Linked DNA regions of Homo sapiens: region 1 is linked to region 2. A link is an interaction called in ENCODE POLR2A ChIA-PET data of the cell type or tissue named here. Cell type or tissue: OCI-LY7. All regions are shown on one strand. Each heading gives the region's core, and the rest is flanking DNA. Links, peaks and the distances in the headings are about the cores only.

Region 1 (2,920 bases), core at 249-2,748, 77 kb before region 2:
ATCTGAACATAACCAAGTAAGAGAATAAAAAACCCTAAAATAAAATAAGGATCTGTTGAGTGTGAGAGAGTGCTCCTAAAGATAAAGAAAAACAAGATGCTCAGTTGCCACAGCCTCAGGTGCCACTGTAATCCCTGGAAGAGATGAAGAGTAAGAACTTGGAGGCTACTCAAAGCAAAGATATTGCAGCTCCCCCACCCCTACACCCCAAGCCCCATTTCCCCAGGCCTTGCTCTGCCACCTGGAATCAGCCTGGCTGGGGCTTGGGCACAGGGAATGGGGCTAGGCACACTTAGGCTCAGAAGCAGAGAGGCTGACCAGAGAGCCTGTTTTCAGGGAGGGACAGAATAAGGCATAGCACTAGTGTAAGGTCCTAGCACATTACAGGCGAAGGGGGTCTAAGGGCTACCGTAGTCTAATCTGTGCATTTTTACAGAGTAGTGGACAGAGGCCCATAGGGATTCAGAGGCTTGCTCAAGGACAAATGGCAGTATCAAAACACTCTAGCAGCACCAGGCTCACAGTAGGTGCAAAAAAGATGTGAGCTCTTTCCCCTTCCCTTAAGGACAGCAACAAAAAGGCTGGAAAACTTCCTCATTGCCCCTCACTTCCAGGCCTGGGTTCTTCTGCTTTGGCTACAATTTTTGCTATGCTAGGATAGCCAGTACATTCTGCCATCACTGAGGTTCTTCTCTGGCTTTCTCCTTTGATTTACTTGGACAGAACATTTCTGAACTGAACCAAACCAAACCAAACAAAAATACTCCCAGTCATGTAGAAAGTTATAGGCTATCTGATTCTAAAGGGCTGGTAATCACTAATATAATAGATGCTGCTTAGGACTGTAGCCTGATCTTCTGGAAGTAGAAGCAAGATGCAATATGCTACACACGACAATAACTTTTGAAAAATCGGTTGCCCTTATTATGAATGAAACTTACATTATTGAAACAAAATAAATAAGAAAACAAAAACCTGTAATTCTACCAGTCAGCAAGACTATTACCATATTATGTGCCCTTCCAGTTTCTATATATAACATGTAATATATATAGATATATAGATATAGATAGATTTTAAAAATTGAGGTGAGACTCATATAACATAAAATTAACCTTTTTTTTTTTTTTTTTTTTGAGACGGAGTCTCGCTCTGTCACCCAGGCTGGAGTGCAGTGGCGCGATCTCGGCTCACTGCAAGTTCCGCCATCCGGGTTCACGCCATTCTCCTGCCTCAGTCTCCCGAGTAGCTGGGACTACAGGTGCCCGCCACTGCGCCCAGCTAATTTCTTGTATTTTTAGTAGAGACGGGGTTTCACTGTGGTCTCGATCTCCTGACCTCGTGATCCGCCTGCCTCGGCCTTCCAAAGTGCTGGGATTACAAGCCTGAGCCATCGCTCCCAGCCCATTCATTCGTTTTTAAGGCTGAATAATATTCTATTGTGTGTATATACCATAATTCCTTATTCATTCATCCAGTGATAAGGTCTTAGGCTGTTTCCACCTTGTGGCTATTGTGAATAATGCTGCTATGAATGTGCGTGTACATGTATTTGTTTGAGTTCTTGTTTTCAATACTTTGGGTATATATCTAGGAGTGGAATTGTCGGGTCATATGGTAATTTTATGACTAGCTTTTTAAGGAACTGCCAAACTGTTCTCCACAGCAGCTGCACCACTTCACATTCCCACCAATGATGTATGAGGGTTTCAATTTCTCTACAACCTTGCCAGCACTTCCTATTTTCTATTTTTTAAAATTATAGCCATCCTAGTAGGTGTGAAGTGGAATCGCATTGTGATTTGATTTGTGTCTCCCTAATGACTGATGATACTGAGTGTCTTTTCATGTGTTTATTGGCCATTTGTATGCTTTGGAGAACTAATTCAAGTTCTTCACCCATATTTAAATTGAGTTGTCTTTTTGTAGTGTTGTGTGCATATAGATATACATACATATATATGTTTTAAAAAATGTTAATAATTTAAAAATACTGCATTTGTAAGCTGCTTTTTCTACTTCACAGTCTATCTTGAACAAAAGTCTATGTCAGCTGGGCACAGTGGCACACACCTATAATCCCAGTACTTTGGGAGGCCAAGGCAGGCGCATCACTTCAGGCCAGGAGTTTGAGACCAGCCTGGCCAACATGGTGAAAGCTTGTCTTTACTATAAATACAAAAATTAGCCAGGTATGGTGGCATGCGCCTATAGTGCCAGCTACTCAGGTGACTGAAGCACAAGAATCGCTTGAACCTGGGAGGCGGAGGTTGCAGTGAACTGAGATGGTGCCACTACACTTCAGCGTGGGCAACAGAGTGAGATCCTGTCTTTAAAAAAATTTAAAAAGTCGGCCGGATGCGGTGGCTCACACCTGTAATCCCAGCACTTTGGGAGGCTGAAGCGGGTGGATCACCTGAGGTCAGGAGTTCGAGACCAGCCTGGCCAACATGGTGAAACCCCGTCTCTACTAAAATACAAAAATAAACTGGGCATGGTGGTGGGTGCTTGTAATCCCAGCTACTTGGGAGCCTGAGGCAGGAGAATTGCTTGAACCCAGGAGTCGGAGGTTGCTGTGAGCCGAGGTCGCACCATTGCACTCTAGTCTGGGCAACAAGAGTAAAACTCCATCTCAAAATAAATAAATAAATAAATATAAATATTAAAAAAGTCTATGTCATCATATATTCTTATTCTGCTGGGCATTATTTTAAGTGCCTGAATGTAAAATACCATAAATTATTCAATCAATTCCATATTATTAGACATTTAGTTTATGATTTTTTACTGTTACATATAAGGTTAACATGACTATCCTTTCTTTATGCTCACACCTTTGCCCATAATTATTTTCTTAGGATATAAATATATTCCTCAAAGGGAAATCACTGAATCAAAAGATGAGCCAAATTTGGTGAAT
Region 2 (2,920 bases), core at 143-2,642:
CAGCAGTGCTCACAATTTTGTCCCCACGTAGCTGATGGAGAAGCTCGCTCCATTCATTATCCAGTGTCCCACCCCACCCCCACCCCCATTGTCTCTTCTACTTTCCCTCTCCACTTGCTCCTTTCTTTTTTCTTTTTAAAAGATTTTAGAATTATTTATTTATTTTGAGACAGGGACTTGCTCTGTTGCCCAGGCTTACTAAATTTATCTGGGTCCTTTGTAATTTCTGCATTCATCCTAATTTTTTGGAAGAAAAGTTCAAAGTAGCAGAATGTAGTGGCACAATCATAGCTACTGCAGCCTCAAACTCCTGGGCTCAGACAATCCTCCTGCCTCATCCTCCCAAAGCTCTGAGATTACAGGCATGAGTCACTGCACCTGGCCCTTGCTCCTTTTCATCATGGTGCTCACAACAAAATAAGTATTTTCAACTTGGGCTAAGAAGTTAAAGATATCCAACCCTTTTCTGCAGCCAGGCTTGGGTTCTGCAGCTTCATATGTTAAGTTGTGTATTTGATAGCTTCACCAGAATACGTCGGGGGCACCTCAAACATCAAAACAAAACCTACCATCTTCTCTCCAAACCCGCTCTTCTTTCTGAATTCTCTGTCTCAGCAGATGGCTCTTCCAACCATGCAGTAGTCCAAGCCCAAAACCGGCAATGGAAAAACCCAGATTTTGGTTTCAAAACCCTGCTCTGCCACTTACCAGATAGGAGACTATTGGCCCTCAGTTTCCCAATCTGAAAAGTAGGAATAATAGTCCTACCTCACATGGTTGCTTTTAAGGCTAAGTGATCATGTTAGTTGCTCAAAAATAAGAAATTATCATCATTATCATCATTGTCATTATCATTATTATTGTCATTGTCACCTCGTGATGCTTCCTTGCCTAAGTTCTACAAAAATATCCTGCACCCTCCTTTTAATTCCTTTGATTCTGCTGTTACTTTTGCCAAAAGGTTATCCTGACATTCTAGAGCAGTGATTGCTAAAGTGCCAAATCAATCCTTAGAGATTCAGGAAGAAAGTATTAGAACGTTAATTTATATTCATTTAAAAAAATCTCATCTTTTAGGTTTCTATTTATAATTTTTAAATGTTTAATAGAGTATATATAAAATTTAGAAATAAATATAACTATTGAGGGTGCATGTTCAAAATTGTTGCGAAGGCTAGATTATAAAAATAGTTGGGAGGTCACCATTCTTGGCTGGGTAAGGTGACCCTGTTCTTTTCTTCCCCCAGAATGACATGCTGCTTTGTCATTATTTATTGTCTTCCTTATGGACAACATGAGGACAGCGACTGTGATTCAGTCAGGATGAATCTGCAGACAGCAGGATCCACTCTAGTTATAGTAGAAATGGATTTATTAGAGGTGGATGACTTTCAGCAGAGGTCCCTAAACTTAAGGGCATAGCAGAATCACCTAGAAGGCTTGCTAAAGTCAAGCCTACCAGGTCCCGCCCCCAGAGTTTCTGATTCAGCAGGTCTGGGGTGGGGCCCAAGAATTTGCATTTCTAACAAGTTCCCAGGTGCTGCTGGTCCAGAGCCCACCCTTGGAGAACCACTGGGCTATAGAATGATGTCAAGGGCTGGAGAGGGAGGCTACAGAGTGGGTCTAGGTCCAGGTACAGTCTCAGAACCACACTGCAAAACTGGCTTAGTCAGGTAGCTGCTGTATCTGCTGCTTCCACTGTGAACTCAAAAACCACATTGCCTGTGCTGCAGGCCGGAAAGCTGCTGAACCAGGAAGCTGTGCTGATGCTGCTGACTGCCCCTGAGGTTAGAGATTGACTAGACATAGTGCCACTGTCATCCCTGCTGGAGAAGGTCCGAAGCACCTCCACCTCTGTGCTTCCAGAGGGGCACTGTGGTGGCCACTTAAAATGCTCAGGCTATACCATGCACTAGAGCATCTACCTGGGTAAGCTGCTATTATTATTATAATCGACCTGGAAGATTACTCTGGGGAAACCCTAGTGCAAGGGACTTTGGAGGAAGAGGTCTTTGGTGTTTCAGGCTTTGGTGCACAGGAAATCTTGCTAGGAGGTTGGAGTGGTTTTGTGTGAGGTGAGAGCAATGTCTGCTGCAGACTATTTTTCATGTTGGCTCCTGGTATGGTGCCTGAGCTCTAGGACTTGGCACATAGAAGGCCCTCTTCCTTTTCCTTCCTCAACCTGCTAGTCTCAGCCACTCCCCTGAGCACATACAGTATGCTGAAGTGTTTCAGTGTTTCAAGTGGGCTCTTGAGCATGCTAGGTATCCAGGGAGACCAGAATTCTTGCAGTGACAAGTCCGCTGGGGCTATTTCCATCTAGGAGTCAGTCTCACTTAGCTCACTGGGGATCTAGGTTACATGTGTTTTCCCAGAGTGACCTCCCCCTAACCCCCTTCCCTCCACATCCTTGTCTCCAGAGCCTGGAACCCTGGGATGCCACCTTGGTCTTGAGAATCTCAGGCTGAATCCATTTCTAGGAGGGAGACATGAGATTCTTCCACAAATGAGGTGGGGAGGGGTTGGAGGAAACTATTATTTCTAATACACCCTTCAGGCAACAGGTGCAAGCATAGAGAGTTCCAGCTTAAACTTTAGGATGGTATGACAGTGACAGGCATTTAGCAGAAAGTGCACTTCAGGGCTGGGCGCGGTGGCTCACGCCTGCAATCCCAGCACTTTGGGAGGCCGAGAAGGGTGGATCATGAGGTCAGGAGATTGAGACCATCCTGGCTAACACAGTGAAACCCCGTCTCTACTACAAATACAAAAATTAGCCAGGCATGGTGGCACACGCATGTAGTCCCAGCTACTCAGGAGGCTGAGGCAGGAGAATCGCTTGAACCTGGGAGGTGGAGGTTGCAGTGAGCCAAGATCATGCCACTGCACTCCAGCCTGGGCAACAGAGTGAGACTCCGTC

Evidence for each region. ChIA-PET counts read pairs that join two places held together with the same protein. Peaks named below come from ENCODE experiments on the same cell type or tissue, not always from the same donor. Only the 100,000 strongest peaks of a DNase experiment are listed, where the experiment ranks them.
Region 1: POLR2A ChIA-PET joins it to region 2 with 7 read pairs; 15 of 35 experiments call an interaction of 5 or more read pairs at or near these places.

Annotation. Positions count from the first base shown.
Region 1 is chr13:30,452,617-30,455,536 of GRCh38, reverse strand. No RefSeq gene overlaps it. Among named protein-coding and RNA genes, the nearest start is that of HMGB1, 12 kb to the left of the region's middle. In OCI-LY7, for the core only: a CTCF peak has its summit at 1,523 (motif pointing left); a DNase peak (open chromatin) is centred at 1,526; H3K27ac peaks cover 1,335 bases.
Region 2 is chr13:30,375,836-30,378,755 of GRCh38, reverse strand. No RefSeq gene overlaps it. Among named protein-coding and RNA genes, the nearest start is that of LINC00426, 3.4 kb to the right of the region's middle. RefSeq lists enhancers at 1,544-1,603, 1,734-1,853. In OCI-LY7, for the core only: no CTCF peak of the experiment used is centred there; DNase peaks (open chromatin) are centred at 1,495, 1,745, 2,155 and 2,555; H3K4me3 peaks cover 1,464 bases; H3K27ac peaks cover 2,451 bases.